Regions from separate parts of the Homo sapiens genome. Here region 2 is linked to region 1. Evidence: chromatin loops called from intact Hi-C (ENCODE). Cell type or tissue: HCT116. All regions are shown on one strand. Each heading gives the region's core, and the rest is flanking DNA. Links, peaks and the distances in the headings are about the cores only.

Region 1 (10,836 bases), core at 1,033-9,032:
CATTCAGTGAGATGAACCCACACATCACAAAGCATTTACAGATATAGCTTTCTAGTTTTTATTGTGGGAAGCTCGATTTTTCACTATAGGCCTCAATGGGCTCAGAAATGTTCCTTGATAGATTCTACAAAATGAGTGTTTCCTACCTGTGGAATCAAAACAGAGGTTTAATTCTTTGAGATTAATCCACAGATTACAAAGCACTTTCACAGATAGGTTGTTTCTAACTTTTATCGTGGGATATTCCATTTTTCACTACAAGCTTGAGTAGTCTCAGAAATGTCCCTTCTTAGATTCTACAAAAAGAATGTTTCTAAAGTAATGAACCAACATACAGGTTCCATTCAGTGAGATAAATCCACACATCACTAAGCATTTTCACAAAAAGCTTGTTGCTAGTTTTTATCTTGAGATATTCCATTTTTCACTATAGGCATTAATGGGCTTGAAAAATGTCCCTTTGTAGATTCTACAAAAAGAGTGTTTCCAACCTGCTGAAACAAAACATAACTGATAGAAGAATTCACGCATTGCAAAATATTTTCACTGATGCTTGTTCCTAGTTTTTCTAAGGGGATATTCAGTTTTTCAGTATTGACCCCAATGGACTCAGAAATGTTCCTTCCTAGATTCTACAAAAAGAGGGTTTTCAACCTGCTGAATCAAAACAAAGGTTTAAGCCTGTGAGATGAATCCACACATTGCAAAGCATTTTCACAGATAGCTTGTTTCTAGTTTTTATCTTGGGATATGCAATTTTTCACTATATGACCCAGTAGGCTAAGAAATGTCTTTGTAGATTCTACAAAAAGAGAGTTTCCAACCTGCTGAATCAAAGCAAAGGTGTAATTCTGTGAGAGGAATCCACATATCACTAAGCATTTTCACATATAGCTTGTTTCTAATTTATATCATGAGACATTCGTTTTTTCACTATAGGCCTCAAAAAGCTCAGCAATGTTTCTTCATAGATTCTACAAAAAAGTGTTTTCAAGATGGTGAATCAAAACACAGGTTCCATTTGGTGAGATGCATCCACACAGCACATAACATTTTCACAGACAGATTGTTTTTAGTTTTTATTGTGAGACACTTGTTTTTATCATAGGCCTCAATGTGCTCAGGAAAGTTTCTCCATAGATTCTACAAAAAGAGTGTTTCCATCCTTTTAAATCAAAACAAAAATTTAACTCTGTAATATGAATCCATCAATTCCAAAGCATATTCACAGATAGCTTGTTTACAGTTTTAATAGTGGGATATTCTGTTTTTCACTATTTGCATCAGGCATATCAGAAGTGTCCCTTCATAGAGAGTACAAAAAGTGTGTTTCTGACATGGTGAATCAACATAAAGGTTCCATTTGGTGAGATTAATCCACACATCACAAATAATTTTTACTTATAGCTTGTTTCTAGTTTTTATCGTGGGACATTTAGTTTTTCATGAAAGGCCTCAATTTGCTCTAAAATATTCCTTTGTTGATTGTTCAAAAAGTGTTTCCAACCTGTTGAATCAAAACAAATATTTTATTCTTTGTGGTAAATCCACACATCACAAATCATTTTTGCCAATAGTTTTTTTGTAGTTTTTATTCTGGGAAATTCAGTTATTTCCTGTTGACCTCAAATTGCTCAGAAATGTCCCTTCATAGATTCCACAAAATGAGTGTTTACAACCTGTGGATTAAAAAAGGGTTTATTTCTGTGAGATACATTTACACATTGCAAAGTATTTTCCCAGATAGCTTGTTTCTAGTTTTTATCACAGGAAATTCAGTTTTTCATTATAGGCTTCAATGAGCTAAGAAACGTTTCTTCGTAGATTCTACAAAAAGAGTGTTTCCAACCTGGTAAATCAAAAAACAGGTTTCATTCAGTGAGATTAATCCACATATCACAACGCATTTTCACAGATAGCTTCTTTTTACTTTTTATCAGGAGATATTCAGTTTTTTTATCATAGGCCTCAAAGGGCCCAGAAATGTTTATTAGTAAGTTCTACAAATAAAGTGTTTCTAACTCTTTGAATCAATACAAAGTTTAACTCTGTGAGATGAATCCAAACATTCCAAAGCATTCTCACAGATTACTTCTTTCTAGTTTTTGTAGCAAAAATTAGATTCTTCACTATAGGCCTCAGTGGGCTCAGAAATGTCCCTTTGCAGATTGTACAATAAAGTGTTTCCATCCTGGTGAATCAAAACGCAGGCTTCATTCCGTTAGATAAACCCACACATCACAAAGCTTTTACAGATAGCTTGTTTCTAGTTTCTATCATTGGATATTCATTTTTTTGCTATAGGTCTCAATGGGCTCAGAAATTTTTTTGTAGATAGTACAAAAAGGTGTTTCCAACCAGTTGAATTAAAACACAGGTTTAAATCTCTGAGATGAATCCACACATCCAAAAGCATTTTCACAGATAGCTTGTTTCAAGCCTTTATCAGAGAATATTTGGTTTTTCACAATGGGCCTCAAAGGGATCTGAAATATCCTTTGGTAGATTCTACAAAAAGAGTGTTTTAACCTGGTGTATTGACATACAGGTTTCATTCAGTGAGATGAATCCACATATCACAAGGTATTTTCAGAGATAGCTTGTTTCTAGTTTTCATCATGGGATGTTCGATTTTTCACTACAGTTTTCATTTATTTTGTGGGATAGTCAGCTATTCAGTATAGGCTTCAATGTGCTCAGAAATATTTCTTCATAGATTCTACAAAAAAGAGTGTTTCCAAGCTGTGTAATAAAAACAAAATTTTAACTCTGTGAGATGAATCTATACATCTAAAAGAACCCATAACTCACAAAGCAGTTTCACAAAGAGCTTGCTTTTAATTTTTAATCACATGATATTCAGTTTCTTACTGCAGGCTTTGAAGGGCTCAGAAATATACCTTTGTAGATTTTATAAAAAACGTGTTTCCAACCTGGTGAATCAAAACACCGGTAACATTTGATGAGATGAATACACTCATTATAAGGTATTTTCACAGACAGCTTTTTTTCTAGTTTTTATTACAAAATATTTGCTTCTTCAACATGGCTCCAGTAAGTTCAGAAATGTCACTTTCTCGAATTCTACAATAAGGGGGTTTCCAACCTGGTGAATCAAAACAGAGGATCTATTTAATTAGATGAATCCACACATCACAAAGCATTTTGACAGATAGCATGTTTCTAGTTTTGATCGTAGGATATTCAGTTTTTCACTATAGTCCTCAACAGGCTAAAAAATGTCTCTTTGTAGATTCTACAAAAAGAGTGTTTCCAATTTGTACAATGCAAACAAAAGTTCAACTCTTTGAGATGGGTCTGCCCATTGCAAAGCATTTTCCTAGATTGCTTGTTTCTAGTTTTAATCCTGGGAAATTTGTTTTTTTAGGATGGGCCCCAAAGGGGGTCAGAAATGTCCCTTCATAAATTTTACAAAAAGAGTGTTTCCAGCCTGTTAAATCAAAACAAAGCATTAACTCTTTGAGATGAATACACACATCACAAAGCATTTTAACAAATAGCTAGTTTCTAGTTTATATAGTGAAAATTTCAGTTCTTCACAACTGGCCTCTATGGAGTAAGAAATGCCCCAATATAAATCCTACAAAAAGAGTGTTTCCACCCTGTTAAATCAAAATAAAGGTAAAACACTTTGAGATAAATCCACACATAACAAAGAATTTACACAGATATCTCATTTCTAGTTTTTATCACAGGAAATTTAATTTTTCACTATGGGCCTGAATGGAACCAGAAATGTCCCTTTGTAGATTCTACAAAAAAAGGGTATCCAAGCTGTGGAATCAAAATAAATGTTTAAATCTGCAAGGTGAGTCCACAAATCACAAAGCATTTTTACATATAGTTTGTTTCTAGTTTTTATCATGGATATTTGGCTTTACATGATGCACCTCAATGGGCTCTCAAATGTTTCTTCATAGATTCTATAAAAAGAGTGTTTCCAAATCAGTGAATCAAAACACAGGTTCCATTCGGCTACATGAATCCATACACCACAAAGCATTTTCATAGGTAGCTTGTTTCTAGTTATTATCGAGGGATATTCCATTTTTTACAATGGTCTTCAAAGGGTTCTGAAATATCCCTTTGTTGATTCTACAAGAAGAGTGTTTCCAACCTGGTAAATTGACACACAGTTTCCATTTGGTGAGATGAATCCACACATCACAAGTATTTTCAGAGACAGCTTGTTTCTAGTTTTGATAGTGGGATATTTGATTTTTCACCATATTTTCTACCTTTTTTCATGGGATATTCAGTTGTTTTTTTTTTAGTATAGACCTAAGTGGGCTCAAAACTGTCCCTTTGTAGATTCTACAAGTAGGGTTTCCAACCTAGTGAATAAGAACACAGCTTCTATTTGGTGAAATGAATCCACCTGTCACAAAGAATTTTCACAGACATCTTGTTTTGACTTTTTATCGCATAATATTCAGTTTCTCACTATAGGCCTGAATGGGCTCAAAAATATCCCTTCATAGATTCTTCAAAGAGAGTGTTTACAACCTGTTGAATCAAAACAAAGGTGGAAGTCATTGTGATGAAACCGCACATCTCAAAGCATTTTTAATAATAGCTAGTTATTAGTTTCAATTTTGAAAATTTCCAGTTTTCACTACAGGCATCAATGGGCTCAGAAATGTTTATTTTTGGATTCTACAAATAAAAACAAAATGTTTCCAACCTGGTGAACCAAAATAAAAGCTTAACTCTGTGAGATAAAGCCACACAGCATGAAGCATTTTTGCAGAGAGCTTGTTTCTAATTTTTGTGGTGGGATATTTGATTTTTTACCATAGGCCTTAATGGGCTCAGAAATGTACCTTTATATATTCTACAAAAGAAGTGTTTCCAACCTGGTTAATCAAAATACAGATTCCATTCAGTGAGATGAATCCACACATAACAAAGTATTTTCACAGACAGCTTGTTTCTACTTTTTATCGCAGGACATTCAGTTTTTCACTGGAGGCCTCAATGGGCTCAGAAATGTCCCTTCATAGATTCTACAAAAAAGGTGTTTCTAACCTACTGAATCAGAACAAAGGTGTAATTCCTTGAGAAGAAACAAATCACGATGGATTTTCACAAATAGCTCTTTTCTAGTTTTTATCATGGGAAATTTGTGTTTTCAGCATAGGCCTCAACAGGTCAGAAATATCTTTTCATAGATTCCACAAGAAAAGTGTTTCCACCCTGTGAATCAAAACAAAGGTTTAACTATGAGAGATGAAACCACATATCACAAAGCATTTTCACAGATAGCTTGTTTCTAGGTTTTATAACAAGATATTCACTTTTTCACCATGGTTTTATTGTGTCCAGAAATGTCACTTTGTGGATTCTACAAAAAGTGTTTCCAACCTGGTGAATAAAAACATACGTTCTATTAAGTGAGAGGAATCCAAAAATCACAAAGCATTTTCACACATAGCTTTTTTCTAGTATTTATCATGAGATATTTGGTTTTTTTCAGTATAGGCCTCAATGGGTCAAAAATATGCCTTTGTAGATTCTACAATAAAAGTGTTTCCAAAGTGTTCAATCAAAACAAAGGCTTACCTCTGTTATATGAATCCACAAATTGCAAAGCATTGTCATAGCTTGTTTGTAGTTTTTATTGCAGGATATTCAGTTTTCCACTAGAGGCCTCAATGGTCTCAGAAATGTCTTCTGGTAAATTCTATAAAAAGAGTGTTACCAGACTGTTGAAAAAAACCAAAGGTTTACTGCTTTGACATGAATCCACACATTGCAAAGCATTTTCACAGACAGCTTGTTTCTAATTTTTATCACGGGAAATTCGGTTTTTCACTATAGGCCTAATGGGCTTCAAAATGTCCATTTGTTTATTGTATAAGAAGAGTGTCTGCAGCCTGTTGAATCAAAAAAAAAAGGTTTGAATTTGTGAGATGATTCCACACATTGCAAAGCATTTTCACAAATAGGTTGTTACTAGTTTTTATAGTGAGAAATTTGTTTTTTCATTATACTTCTCGATGGGCTAAGAAATGTCTCTTGGTAGATCTAACAAAGACAGAGTTTCCAACCTGTTAAATTAAAACAAGTTTTAAGTCTGTGAGATGAATCTACACATTGCAAAGCATTTCACAGATAGCTTATTTCTAGTTTTTATTGTGGAAAATTCAGGTTTTCACTGTAGTTATCAATGGGCCACAAAATGTTCCTTCGTAGATACTACAAAAAAAGTGTGCTTACAACCTGTTGTATCAAAACAAAGGTTTAACTCTGAGATGAATCCACACAATGCAAAGCATTTTCACAGAGAGTTTGTTTTTAGTTTTTATTGGGGGAAATTCTGTTTTTTACTATAGGACTCAATGAACTCACAAATGTTCCTTTGTAGATTCTACAAAAAGAGTGTTTCCAACCTGTTAAATTAAAACAAAGGTTTAAGTCTGTGAGAAGAATCCACACATCACAAAAGCATTTTCTCAGATAGCTTGTACTTTTCATTGATGGATAGTCCGTTTTTCACTATAGGCCTCAATGGGCTCCGAAATATTCATTCATGGATTCTACAAAAAGAGTATTTCTAACCTATTGAATCTAAACAAAGGTTTACATCTGTGAGATGAATTCACACATCCCACAGCATTTTCACAGATAGCTTGTTTCTAGTTTATATAGTAGAAAATTTGTTTTTTCTCTATAGTCCTCTATGGGTTCAGAAGTGTTTCTTTGTACATTCTACAAAAAGAGTGTTTCCAACCTGGTAAATCAAAACACAGGTTCCATTCGGTGAGATAAATGCACACATCACAAAGCATTGCACAGAAAGGTTGTTTTTAGTTTTTGTCTTGAGATTTTCGAGTTTCCACTATAAGCCTTGGTTTGCTCAGAAATGTCCCTTTGTGGATTCTACAAAACGTGTGTTTCCAAATAGGGAATCAAAACACAGTTTGCATTCTGTGAGTTGAATCCACATATCACAAAGCATTTTCACAGATTTCATGTTTTTAATTTTTCTCACAGGATATTCAATTTTTCACTACAGGCCTCAATGGGACCAGAAATGTCCATTCGTAGATTCTACAAAATGAGTGTTTCCAATCTGTTGAATGAAAACAAAGGTTTTTCTTTGTGAGATAAATCCACACATCCCAAAGCATTTTCACAGATAGCTGGTCTGTAGTTTTTATTACAGGAGATTTGGTTTTTCACTGTAGGCATCAGTGGGCTCAGAAATGTCCATCTGTAGATTCTACAAAAAGAGTGTTTCCAACCTGTTGAATCAAAATAAACTTTTAACTCCATGAGATAAATCCACACATCACAAAGCATTTTTAGAGATAGCTTGTTTTTAGTTTTTCTCATGGGATATTCAGTTTTATATTATAGGCCTCAATGGGCTCTGAAATGTCCCTCCATAGATTCTACAAAAAGAGAATTCCCAACCTGTTGAATCAAAAAAAGGTTTAACTCTGTGAGGCGAATTCACACATCACAAAGCACTTTCACAGATTTTTTTTTCTAGTTTTTATCATGGAATATTGTTTTTCACTACAAGCCTCAATGGGCTTAGAAATGTTCCTTCATAGATTCTATATAAGTGTTATTAACATGGTGAATCAATGTACAGGTTTTATTCAGTGAGATGAATCCACACATCACAAAGAATTTTTACAGGTAGCTTATTTCAAGTTTTTTATCGCATGATATTTGGTTTTTCACTGTAAGCCTCAATTGGCTCAGAAATGAGTTTTTGTAGCTTCTATAAAAAGAGTGTTTACAACCTATTGAATCAAAACAAAAGTTTAACTCTGTGGGATGAACCCACATATCACAAAGCTTTTTCACAGGTAGATTCAACCTAGTTCATGTTACGGGATATTTGATTTTTCACTATGGGTCTATATATGCTCAGAAATTTTTCTTTATAGATTCTACCAAAATACTTTTTCAAACCCAGTAAATAAAAACTCAGGTTCCATTCAATGAGATGAATGAACAAATAACAAATCATTTTCACAGATAGCTTGCTTTTATTTTGTCTCACAGGATATTCACTTTTTGCTACAGGCCTCAATGGTCTCAGAAATATCCCTTTGTAGATTCTACGAAAATAGTTTTTCCAACCTGGCAAACAAAAACAGAAGTTTAACTATTTGGGATGCATCCACACATACGAAAGCATTCTCACAAATAGCTTATTTCTAGTTTTTATCATGCAAAATTCTGTTTTTCACTGTAGGCCTCAATGGGCTTGATATGTCCCTTCATAGATTCTACAAAAAGAGTGTTTCCAACCTGGTCAATCAAAACACAGGTTTCATTTGGTAAGATGAATTCACACATTAGGAAGCTTTTTCACAGATAGCTTGTCTCTACTTTTTATCGTGAGACATTCCCATTTTACTATAGCCTTCGAGGGGCTCAGCAATGATCCTTTGTAGATTCTACAAAAACATGGTTTACAATTTTTTTAATCAAAAGAAATATTTAACTCTGTTATATGAATCCATACATTGAAAGCATTTTCACAGGTAACTTGTTTCCAGTTATTATCAAGGGAAATTCAATTTTCAAATATAGGCCTCATGGGCTCAAAAATGTCCCTTCATAGATTTTACAAAAAAAGAATGTTCACAACCTGTCACATCGAAACGAAGGTATAACTCTATGAGATGTATTCACATATTGCAGAGCAATTTCACAGATTGTTTGTTTCTAGTTTTTGAGGAGACATATTCCATTTTTCAATATAGGTTTCAATGGGCTCAGAAATGTCCCTTTGTAGGTTCTACTAAACTAGTGGTTTTTAATCCATTCAATCAAAATAAAGGTTTAATTCTGTAAGATGAGTCCACACATCTCAACACGTTTTTATGGATACCTTGTTTGTAGTTTTTAAGGTGTGATATTCAGTTTTTCACTATTGCTCTTACTGGGCTCAAAAATGTCCCTTTGTAGATTCTACAGAAACAGTATTTTCAACCTGTTGAATCAAAGCAAAGGTTTAACTCTGTGAGATGAATCCACACATCTTAAAGCATTTTGGCAAATAACTTGTTTCTACTTTTTATTGTAGAAAATTTGGTTTTTCCCTTATCCCAAGATGGCTCAGAAATGTCCCTTTGCAGACTTTACAATAAGATTTTTTCCAACCTGTTGAATGGAAACACAGATTTCTTTCAGTGAGATTAATCCACACATCACAAACCATTTTCACAGATAGCTGGTGTTTCTGGTTTTTATCATGGAAATTTCAGTTTTTCACTGTTGGCCTCGATGGACTCAGAAATGTCTGCTTGCTGATAGTATAAAACGAGTGTTTTTAACCTGTCAAATCAAAACAGAAGTTTAACTCTGTAAGATGAATTTACACATCACAAAGCATTTTCACGAATAGCTTGTTTTTAGTTGTTATCATGGGATATTTTGTTATTCAGTACACCTTAATAATCTCAGAAATGTCTTTTGTAGATTTTACAGAAGAGTGTTGCCAAACCTGTTAAATAAAAACAAAAGTTAAACTCAGTGATATGAATCCACATATCACAAAGAATTTTCACAAATAACTTGTTTCTAGTTTCTATTGCAGGATATCTTGTTTTTCACTGTAGACCTCAATTGTCTCAGAAATGTCCCTTCATAGATTCAACAACAAGAATGTTTCCAACCTGTTGAATGAAAAAAAAGTTAAACTCTGTGAGATAAATCTACACATCATAAAGCATTTTCACAAATAGTTTCTTTCTAGTTTTTATTGCTGGATATTTGGCTTTTCACTACAGGCCTCAAGGGGCTCTGAAATGTGCCTTCGTAGATTTTACAAAAATCGTATTTCCAGCCTGGTGAATGAAAACATTTCCAGCCTGGTGAATGTTAAACTGTGAGATAAATGCACACACCACGAAGCATTTATACAGGTATCTTATTTCTAGTTTTTATGCGTTTTATTCTGTTTTTCACTATAGGCCTCAATGGGCTAAGAAATATCCCTTTGTAGTTCTAGATCCCTGAGGAATCACCACACTAATTTCCACAATTGTTGAACTAGTTTACTGTCCCACCAAGAGTGTAAAATTTTCCTATTTCTCCACATCCTCTCCAGCACCTGTTGTTTCCTGACTTTTTAATGATCACCATTCTAACTGGTGTGAGATGGTATCTCCTTGTGGTTTTGATTTGCGTTTCTCTGATGGCCAGTGATGATGAGCATTTTTTCATGTGTCTTTTGGCTGCATAAATGTCTTCTTTTGAGAAGTATAAAAATGGCCATACTGCCCAAGGTAATTTATAGATTCAATGCCATCCCCATCAAACTACCAATGACTTTCTTCACAGAATTGGAAAAAACTACTTTAAAGTTCATATAGAACCAAAGAAGAGCTCGCATTGCCAAGTCAATCCTAAGCCAAAAGAACAAAGCTGGAGGCATCACACTACCTGACTTCAAACTATATTATGAGGCTACAATGACCAAAACAGCATGGTACTGGTACCAAAACAGAGATATAGACCAATGGAACAGAACAAAGCCCTCAGAAATAATGCCACATATCTACTACTATCTGATCTTTGACAAACCTGACAAAAACAAGAAATGGTGAAAGGATTCTCTATTTAATAAATGGTGCTGGGAAATCTGGCTAGCCATATTCAGAAAGCTGAAACTGGATCCCTTCCTTACACCTTATACAAAAATTAATTCAAGATGGATTAAAGACTTTAATGTTAGACCCAAAATCATAAAAACCCTAGAAGAAAACCTAGGCAATACCATTCAGGACATAGACATGGGCAAGGACTTCATGTCTAAAACACCAAAAGCAATGGCAACAAAAGCCA
Region 2 (10,836 bases), core at 2,162-10,161, 79 kb after region 1:
TGTTAAGTTATTACAGATACAATAGTATTAAGCAAAGCTAACCAAATTGATTGGATTGCTGTTGCAATTTCAGATTAATGACAATCAGATCCACTTAAAGTAGAAAAAATATGTTGACCATTATAAAATTGTAATTGGAAGGCCTATGAATCTAATAATAGAACCTCATGTATCTTCTGGTACCAAAATCAGATATGAATAAATGCAGCAAGCCTTTAATGCTTTATTCCAAAGCTCATTTTTACGAGGTAAAAAAGCTTTTGATGGTCCACTGACTGAAGACAATTAAACTTTATTTTTAATAGAAACCATTGATTGATTCCCCTCTTGCCATCCACCCTGCAGAAAGACTTCAGGACCTTGAATCTTGGGTTATAATTTCTCAACTCAGAAGGGTGCCTCCAAACTTTTGAAATTTTATAGCCATTGGAGAACTTAAGGCAAAGCCAACCAGGAAAGTTTCTCCTCAGAAGGAGATGGTAATCTTGATGTAGACAGCTTTTTTTCACTATATAAAACATCAATATATCTCTGTTTCTATGACACTCTTAGCTCACAGTTATATTCTTGCTTATGGCTCTATAAAAATAGAAATAAAAATGGTTATCTTGTGTTCACTCCAGGGGTATACTTGTATATTTAGAGGTTTTTGCAGCCAATCTTATATATGGATAAACTTATGTTTTGATAGATGAAAGATAAAAGAACAATTTGGATGAGAAATTTTAATGGGATATTTGTTGCTTCATAATATAAGAAACAGAACATTGGTTCATTGTTCTTAAACGACCTTATAAGCTAAAGAGAATTTTTTAAACTGCATTGTCAGGAGGCCTTGACTTTTCTGAATGGGCACTATTTGTTAGGTTTCTTTTCCCGTGGTTTAGAGTAAATTAGACAATAATTAGAAATTTATCTACCATAATAGTCTCTATAGCAGATTTTGCAGTAAAGGGTATGGATACAAAATAGAATTTAAATTTTCTTATTAAAGTTATGCGAAAAAATCAAATTTCTCTAGGTTATTATTTATAATAATAATAATGGTTATTATTTATAATAATAATGGTTATTATTATGAGACCAAGTTCTGCTGTTGTTGCCCAGGCTGGAGTGCAATGGCATGGTCTTGACTCACTGCAACCTCCGCCTCCTGGGTTCAAGCAATTCTCCTGCCTCAGCCTCCCAAGTAGCTGGGGTTACAGGCACCAGCCACAATGTCTGGTCTGGCTAATTTTTGTATTTTTAGTAGAGACAGGGTTTCACCATGTTGGCCAGGCTGGTCTTGAACTCCTGAACTCAGGTGATCTGCCCGCCTTGGCCTTCCAAAGTGCTGGGATTACAGGTGTGAGACATCATGCTTGGCCTCTCTAGATTATTTATTGGATAAACAGAAGTATCTGTTTAGTTGCTAACACTTGTAATACATCAGATATTAATGCTATTTAGTCATAGGAGATTAATGAACAGACTGCTTGATTGAAATGAGTAAATCATTTATCTGGATAATTATTTTGATCTACTTTATTTTATGTGGTTTTGTTCATGGGGACCCTGGTTAAAAAGCATACTACAGCCAGGCTCGGTGGCTCACGTCTGTAATCCCAGCACTTCGGGAGGCTGAGGTGGGTGGATCACTTGAGGTCAGGAGTTCGACGAGACCAGCCTGGCCAACATGGTGAAATGCTGTCTGTACTAAAAATACAAAAAAAAAAATTAACCAGGCCTGGTGGTGTGCACCTGTAATCTCAGCTACTGGGAAGGCTGAGGCAGGAGAATTGCTTGAACCCAGGGGGCAGAGTTTGCAGTGGGTCAAGATTGCACCACTGCACTCCAGCCTGGGCAATGGAGCATAACTCTGTCAAAAAAAAAAAAAAAACAGAAAAAGAAAAAGCATACTCCAAACTCTATTGATATTAACTTCCTGATAGTGAAAATAATGGTCTTCCTGGTGCAATATATTATCTCAAAAGTTATAAATGTGTGCATACATACAGCAGTCTCTAGAATGCCAAATTGTTCTTAACTGAAATGACAAAAACTCAAAACAAAGGCCAGGTTCAGTTGCTCACACCTGTAATCCCAGCACTTTAGGAGGCCGAGAAGGGCAGATCACCTGAGATCGGGAGTTCAAGACCAGCCTGAACAACATGGAGAAACCCCATCTCTATTAAAAATACAAAATTATTCAGGCATGGTGGTGCCTGCCTATAATCCCAGCTACTCAGGAGGCTGATGCAGTAAAACAGCTTGAACCCACGAGGAGGAGTTTACAATGAGCTGAGATGGTGCCATTGCACTCCAGCCTGGGCAACAAGAGCAAAACTCCATCTCAAAAAACAAACAAACAACAAAAAACCCTCAAAGACTATATGAACACTATAACCTATAAATGGCATGATAAGTATAGAAACCCAAAATAATAACTGTGATTGGCAGTAGTGATTTGAGTTTTGGTCACACTCTCATCTAAGTGAGAACTTAACCGAAAGTATTTTTTTTTTTTTTGAGAAGGAGTCTTGCTCTATCACCCTGGCTGGAGTGCAGTGGCACGATCTCTGCACACTGTAACCTCTGCCCCCCAGGTTCAAGCAATTTTCCTGCCTCAGCCTCCCCAGCAGTTGGGATTACAGGCATGCACCACCACACAAGGCTAATTTTTCTATTTTTACTAGAGATGAGATTTCACCACATTGGCCAGGCTAGTCTTGAACTCCTGAACTCAAGTGATCTGCCCACCTTGGCCTCCCAAAGTGCTGGGATTATAGGCATAAGCCACTGCACCTGCAGTAAAATAATGTTTAAATAAAATTATTGGAGTCTATTGTTTTGGACTGAACTTGTACACTAGGAACAGTGTACAACAGATGAGACAAAACAAAACAAAAATGGAATCACTCATGCTAAATGTGACATAATCAAACTGAGAATTTGAGAAAATAGGTAGATTCTAAAAACAACCTGGTTTTGTTTTTCTTTTGTAAACAGCAGATTTTAACATAAAAAGATCTTTTTTACTCTAATTTTTATTAAAAAATAACAACCTGAAGTTCTTGTTCCTATTTTACCAAATCCAAAGTTCTATTTCCCAGTGGAATTTGAGATGAAATAAGTACATTTATCATGGTGATACTGTGATACCAATATCTAAAATTTTGGCATATCTCAAACTTGGATACTTTAGGATGATCAAAATAGGGAAACTGTTAAATTAAGTTTAGCCTAAAGCTACCTCATTTTATGTTTAATTTCTGTCAATAGGGTTTTTTGTACATGGTAATCTAAAACCTAACTGGACGTGTAAACAGTCTATAAATGTTCTTGTGCTAATCATTAAATTTTTGCCAATCAAATGGGGTCAACTCTTCAAACTATATTCAAATTTTAAAAATCTGAGCTGTCATCAATCTGGCTGTTTCTGTGCCTCACTCCCAGTTTCTGTATGTCACCTTGCTTTTTCTGTCCATACATCTTCCAACATGTGGCCATGCTGGAGTCTCTTTGAGTCTACTCGTGATTCACAAGCTGCTCAATTGGCAGATTATTCTTTGCTCAATTAAACTCTGCTAAATTTGGTTTCTTTAGCTTTTTTTTTAGTTTTGTTTTTGTGTTTCCAAAATGCTTCTGCAAATTTTTTGGAGACAGAGTTTCACTCTATCACCCAGGCTAAAGCACAATAATATGACTGATCCCAGCCCACTGCAGCCTCATCCTCCAAAACTCAAGCAATCTTTCAGCCTCAGGCACTTGAGAACCTGGGATTACAGGTATGTGCCACCATGCCCAGCTGATTTGTTGTTGTTGTTGTTGTTGTTGTTTTGTGGAACAGGGTCTCACCATGTTGCACAGGTTAGTCTTGAACTCCTCATATCAAGTGATTCCCTTGTCTCAGACTCCCAATGTGCCATGATTACAGGTGTGAGATGCCTTGTGCTTGTGCAATTATTATTTTTTTTTGAGACAGAGTCTTGCTCTGTCTCCCAGGCTGGAGTGCAATGGTGCAATATCAGCTCACTGCAACCTCTGCCTCCTGTGTTCCAGCCATTCTCCCACCTCAGCCTCCTGAGTAGCTGGAATCACAAGCACATGCCACCACAACTGGTTAATTTTTTGTATTTTTAGTAGAGATGGGGTTTCATCATGTTTCTGCCAGGCTGGTCTCAAACTCCTGACCTCAAATGATCTGCCCGCCTTGGCCTCCCAGAGTGCTGGGATTATAAGTGTGAGCCACCGCACCTGGCCCTCTTCTGCAATTTTTAAGGGGAAATACTTTCTTTTTTTTTTTTTTTTTTTTTTTGAGACGGAGTCTTGCTCTGTCACCCAGGCTGGAGTGCCCACTTCTGCAATTTTCAAGGGGAAATACTTTCTCAATGTTTTTTTTTTTATTTTTTTTTTATGGAGTCTTGCTCTGTCACCCAGGCTGGAGTGCAGTGGCAAAATCTCGGCTCACTGCAACCTCCGTGTAAAAAGTAAAGTAGAGTTTCCTCTTCAAAGACTTTCCTCCCCGTCTAGTTAGGAATAAATAGTAACTTCTCTTAGAAGCAAAATTTATTCAAATACCAGTGCTAACATTTTTAAATATCTGCTAGCCATAATAAAGAAATCAATGTACTTTATGTTCTTAACTCCCAGAATTTAGCCTAAATATTTGCCCTGGCATGCTTATACTGGTCCAAGCAAGCACCAGGTCATAGCCTGTTCCTCTTCCTTATTTAAAAGTGTGTTTACCTTTCTTGGCATCCCACAAGTTACTTCTCCTTCCTTTGTCCTCCTCTGCCTTTGCCTCTTTTAAAAAGTTCTAAGTTGCTAGCCAATTGGGACAAATGCAGAATGTGAGTTTCCATTCCAGCCAATGGAAACTGGACACAGCAGTAGGGTGGACGCATCAGGTTATACATGACCCGGTCTCCTTTGTTCAGTGTGCTCTCATGGCAAAACTGCTAGTCAGTGTACCCTTTCTGCAGGAGGTAAAAATGGCCTTACTAAATAAATTAAATTTATGTTCAAGTGCTATTTCTTTATGGCACTGGGGAACAAGCATTTCAAACAATTTGGTGGCAATCCATATGTCAATACATTCTCCTCCAGGGGAAGTCTCCAGTTCTCTCTCATGACGGAGCACGCTTCCCTACCTCATCGCAGGAGTCCTCGTGGTTGAGAAATTGAGACCCACCCAGTGTGATGAATAAACCTGGACTCTCAGCAATGCAGAAAAAAAGAAAGAAAGAAAGAAACTGGCCAGCAACCTAGCTCAAAGGATCCTCACATACTGTGGGATGACTCTGTGCACAGACCAAGGAAGAAGAAGCCGTGGGAGCCAGTAAAGTATTTCCTTGGTGGTTGGGACTAAGGGAAAAGCCACAGGACAGTAAAGCATTCCTTGGTTAGGACATACCAAGGAGAGAAAAACCACAGGGACAGTAAAGTATCCCTTAGTTGGGATGTCTTGAAGGTTAAAAATAGGTAAGAAACCCCATAAGGGGGGTTGAACCTCAGAAAGGGTGAGAAATCCCCATGAGTGGGGGATTGAACCTCAAAAGGAGGTGAGAAATTCCCAGGGGGGAGTTGAACCTCAGAAAGAGGTGAGAAATCCCCATGCAGGGGTTGGACTTCCAGAAGAGGTGAGAAATCCCCATGGGGGCTGTTGAACCCCAGAAAGAGATGAGAAATCCCCATGAGGGGGGTTGAACCTCAGAAAGAGGTGAGAAATCCCCATGGTGGGGGCTTGAACCTCGCACAAACCTCCAGTAGTAAGATATTCAGAACCGCTTTTCCTTTCTTCTTGGGGAAAGAAAGAGTAGCTCCACTCCTGCCTGTCCCTCCCCTAAGGAAGGAGAAGGAAGGGAAAAACAGCAGCATAGGTGGCTGGCAGAGATAAAGGAAAGACCAGCAGGAAAGAAAAAGAAACTAGGAGACGAAGTCAGAGAGAAAGAAAGCAAAAACAGCAAGCACAGAGCCAAACAGCCAGACAGGCACACCAAGGGTTAAGTCCCTCTTCCCAGCCTGGCTCTATGTGAGAAAGAGGGTGGGGCTGGCACCAGGAGAGAGAGAGAGGAAGTGAAAAGGCATAATTCTTGCAATTTGCAGCAGGCATCTGCCAAGCCTCTAGGCGAGTGACTGCCCAGGGCCCAGAACGCAGCCGCACAAATCCCACCCAGCCCGAGAAACTAAGTGTAAGAAGAAAGGAAAAAAAGTAAAAAGGGGAATTGAAAAGAAAAACAAAAGGAGAAAGAGAAGGCAGCAGGTATACGGGGGCGGGGCCGTGTTGTGGCCCAGCCCCACTTGTGGCAGGAGCAGGAGAACTTGGGAGAAGAAAGGGAAACAGGACGACAAAGAGAGAGGAAAATAGAGTGCAAATGAGAGAGAGAGAAATAGAGGGAAAGAAAAAGAGAGAAACTGGAAGAGACAGAAATCAAAGGAAGACACAGAGGGTGAAACCAGGAAAAGAAATAGTGTAAAAGGAAGGCAGATAGTTAAGACATGTTGAAGATTCTCTATGAAAGTCATAAGAAAAGCTATAAAAGGGAATTTATACAAGAAATATTGTATAATTTAAAATTAATTAGGCCTCCTGAATGTAAAATTATTTTAAAAATAGTTTATGTACAAGGTATGTAAGAAAAATATACTCTTAATAACAGGATTATAAGGAGGAATAAAAATACCAATTTTTACCTACACTGAAGATTTAAAAAATTTGTTTTATAAGTTTAAGCAAGTTTTAAAATGTTAATTGTAAAAGAAATTCTGTGTGTAAACATATTGGCTAAAGTTAAAAAGGGTATCATTCAGTTTTTCTGTGAACTGAACATTAAAATTAAAGCACAATGTATTTTTCTTGAAGCATTAGCCTGCTCTTTACCAAAAATTATAGAAAGTTAAAAAGAGTCTATAAAAGTCTTACCTTATAGTCAGACATTAAAATTGGATAAATAACATCTGCAAGATTTTATTATAATTAAGTTTAACATTAATAGCACATTAATATAAAGATAAAATTTAACTTATCTAGTATAAAATCATACAAACAACATTGTCAAATATAAAATGGTGTTTAGCTTTCTTAAGGCCCAAAGGCAGCCAGGTAAGTCACAAGGCCCCTCATCCTTAAGTTTACAGTTTGCAGGGTCGGTGAAGGCCACAAGAAGGCCAAGACATTAAGAGGGGGCAGAGTTGCAGCATCCCCTGGCTGGCGCTAAGCAGGAATGGAGCAGGAGTCGTTACCATGAGGCCTCAAGCCCCAGGATATGCAGCAGAAATTATATACTTAATTTATCTTCACTTTCCCTTCCCTCGAAACTAAAAGTCTTTTAGCACAGGTACCACACCTAGAATTTCCAGTACACCAGCACCAGCCTGAAAATGACGTCTTCATCAAAAGATAGAAAGAAAAAACTCAAGCCAGCCTCGGAAGAACCCTATTTTATGCTGTTAACCACTAATACTGCTGTCTGCACAGCCCAGAAAAAAGAAAATAGATCCACCATACTCAAGTCAGGAAAACATCTTCCTCTCAGAATCATGGGTTACTGTACTAAGATCAAGCCCTACTAAGTGAATGTTAAAGAAAGATTAACTTTCATATACCTTCTATATTGCTTCCTTTCCTTTCCTTATTCTGTTGTTATCTCCTTTGTTATTAATGTAACTAAGTCTGACTCACCTCAGACTATTGCCTTTAATACTTGCTCTGTCATACCTTGGGGAAATGTAAATGATCAAAAATGGCTACGCTTTTCACACAAATATTTATGTCCCAGCCCTCTAATTGACACAGTTACCCCTAGCACACATTCGTTATAATGACCTGCAGCCAAGAGGTCGATTTTCGGCTCCTACCACCTGGCAACCTTGTAGTAAACGGGACTACATCCTTCAAACTACCCAGGAGCAAAATTGGACGTCCACTAAAAGGTTTGTGCAGATCTAAAACCCCTCATCTGTTTCACTAAAAGGAGTACCCCTTCTAACTGTCAGCCTTATCAATATAACCCTGTCCTCTTTATCAGCACCTCCACCTTAACTAACTCTAGACCTGCCTTTAGTTGATTCTATGGTATAAGGATTGACATAAATAAAAAATACCCCCCAGGTATTTTTAAAATATGCATTATTCCCCCATCTTCCCCTTCTTCAGTAGCCTCAGATCTAGATCCCACACTGGTTGCTCCTACATCTAATAAAACTAGGGTGTATATTATAAAAATAAGAGATCTAAAATAGACCTTAGCCATCAAGACAAAATATCAAGATACAAATAAATGCCTGGCTGAAATGGACTAAATCCATTCACACTTTAAATAAAAGCGATTACTATGCTTGTATGCACGGTAGGCAAGCAGCCCAGATTATCCCCTTTCCACTCGGATAATCTCCTCGTCAACCAGATATGGACTCTATGGGACTCTATGGTGGCTCTTTTTCAAAATCCCACTGCTTGAGATAATCCAACATACTGAGCTCTCTCTGCTATTTCCTGAAATACAACACCCTGTGTGTCAGCCGCCTAGGTCAGTCCAGCTTGCACTTCTAAATGCCAAGTTTACTTCATGCCTCTCACAGCAGGAGGAAAATTTAGTGTTCCTTGGAAGCATTAAAGGATGCAAGGAGCTCAAGCCTTCCCAAGATCTTGCCCATCAGTCCATGCTTAGCCATCCCCAAACAAATGTATGGTGGTACTGTACAAGACCTTTACTGTATATTCTGCCAAATAATTGGAGCAGTACTTGTGCTCTAATCCAATTGGCTATCCCCTTTACCCTAGCATTTCATCAATCTAAAAAGGTAAAAACAAAACACTTGCAGGCCAACAAAAACTCCTTATGAATCCTTTAATCCTCAGGTTTACATAAATGCTATTAAGGTCCTGTGAGAAATGCCAGATAAGATTAAAGCACAAAATCAAATAGATTTGATTTTGCAGAATTCAAAACCACATTATTTGGGTAAGTAACTATAAAAAAAAGTAGGCTAAATAAACTCTATCTCTTACCATTAACAACAATTCATAAATTACACTGAGGATGCCATCAAAGAGATAGCTAAGCAATTAGAATCTACTGGCCAGAAGGCCTAGAAAAATAAAATAGCTTTCAATATACTATTAGCAGAAAAGGGAGATATTTGTGTCATAATTGAAACTCAATATTGGAACCTCTGCCGAAAGAATTGATTCCTCAGCAGTGTCATGAAAGCAAACCAGTTAATGTTGATGAAGCTACAAAATTAATGGCTCAGTTGTAACACAGTAGTAATGTGTCTAATTCCCCACAAATACCAATAAATTAAATGTTTTATACAAAACTCAATATTGTACCTATGTTCCTGATAATACTGACCCTGATAGAACTATAACAAAAGAGCTACAAAGGTTAACAGCCCTATCCGATAAACTTGCCAAAAATTCTAAAATAAATAACCCCTTTTCTAAAATATTAAAACATTAGTTCAGTGAATAAAAAGGAATTTTACCTTCAATTCTCACCTTGTTCACTATTGTTATTGGTGTACTTATTCTTGTAGACTGTTATGTTATTCCCTACCTTCAAAGTTTTATATAAAAACTTGTCTCTGCCACTCTTACAGAGTTAACTCCTAACTCTCCACCACCTAGTTCAAAAAAAATTACTTATCTTAGAAGGACAAAAAAAGTAATTAAGTCAAAACATATTAAACAAGTTTGAAGATGAATTATGAAATAAAAAGAGAAGGAATATTGTAAAAAGTAAAGTAGAGTTTCCTCTTTAAAGACTTTCCTCCCCATCTAGTTAGGAATAAATAGTAACTTCTCTTAGAAGCAAAATTTATTCAAAGACCAGTGCTAACATTCTTAAATATCTGCTAGCCATAATAAAGAAATCAATGTACTTTATGTTCTTAGCTCCCACATTTTAGCCTGAATATCTGCCCTGGCATGCTTATACTGGTCCAAGCAAGCATTAGGTCATAGCCTGTTCCTCTTCCTTATTTAAAAGTGTTTTTACCTTTCTCAGCATTCCACAACTTACTTCTCCTTCCTTTGTTCTCCTCTGCCTTTGCCTCTTTTAAAAAGTTCTAAGTTGCTAGCCAATCGGGACAAATACAGAATGTGAGTTTCCATTCCAGCCAATGGAAACTGGACACTGCAGTAGGGTGGATGCGTCAGGTTATAAATGACCCTGTCTCCTTTGTTAAGTGTACTCTCGTGGTAAAACTGCTGACAAGTGTACCCTTTCTGCAGGAAGTAAAAATGACCTTACTAAATAAATTAAATTTATGTTCAAGTGCTATTTCTTTATGGCACTGGGGAACAAGAATTTCAAACACTCTTTCTTCCAGGTTCAAGTGATTCTCATGCCTCATCCTCCTCAGTAGCTGGGATTACAGGCTCGTGCCACCATGCTCAGCTAATTTTTGTTTTTCTAGTAAAGACAGAGTTTCACCATGTTGGTCAGGCTGGTCTTGAACTCCTGATATCTTGATCTGCCCACCTCAGCCTCCCAAAGTGCTGGGATTACAGGCATGAGCCACCACATCCAGTTCAATGTTAAACAGTACTATATGGGCCCATATCTAGAAGGAATCTAGCTTGTATTGTAGAAGTGTCACTCTTCACGACTAAAAAGGTCTAGGCCAGCTAATTGAGTGGTGTGATCATGAAGGTACATGAGCTATAAAGTAAGACAGAGATGATACTGAGTCTTAGCTTCACCAATTAGCAGTTGTGGGTCTTTGGACAAGTTCTTTGACTTGGAAGAATTCTATAAAGGCAAAAGACAAAGTGATAATGGTTGCAAAAATGGAAGCAATTTCTGACATTTATTTTGTATTCATGTCCATTTCCAGGTGCTTTTACAG

The links. A loop is a pair of places that touch in the nucleus more often than their neighbours do. Peaks named below come from ENCODE experiments on the same cell type or tissue, not always from the same donor. Only the 100,000 strongest peaks of a DNase experiment are listed, where the experiment ranks them.
Region 2: a loop joins it to region 1, with 3 times the contacts of the local background. A loop is called at or near these places in 2 of 110 quality-filtered maps.

The regions. Positions count from the first base shown.
Region 1 is chr16:35,672,406-35,683,241 of GRCh38, reverse strand. No RefSeq gene overlaps it. Among named protein-coding and RNA genes, the nearest start is that of LINC02167, 69 kb to the left of the region's middle. In HCT116, for the core only: a CTCF peak has its summit at 5,646; no DNase peak of the experiment used is centred there.
Region 2 is chr16:35,594,347-35,605,182 of GRCh38, reverse strand. No RefSeq gene overlaps it. Among named protein-coding and RNA genes, the nearest start is that of LINC02167, 150 kb to the left of the region's middle. In HCT116, for the core only: no CTCF peak of the experiment used is centred there; a DNase peak (open chromatin) is centred at 6,022; H3K4me3 peaks cover 1,317 bases; H3K27ac peaks cover 927 bases.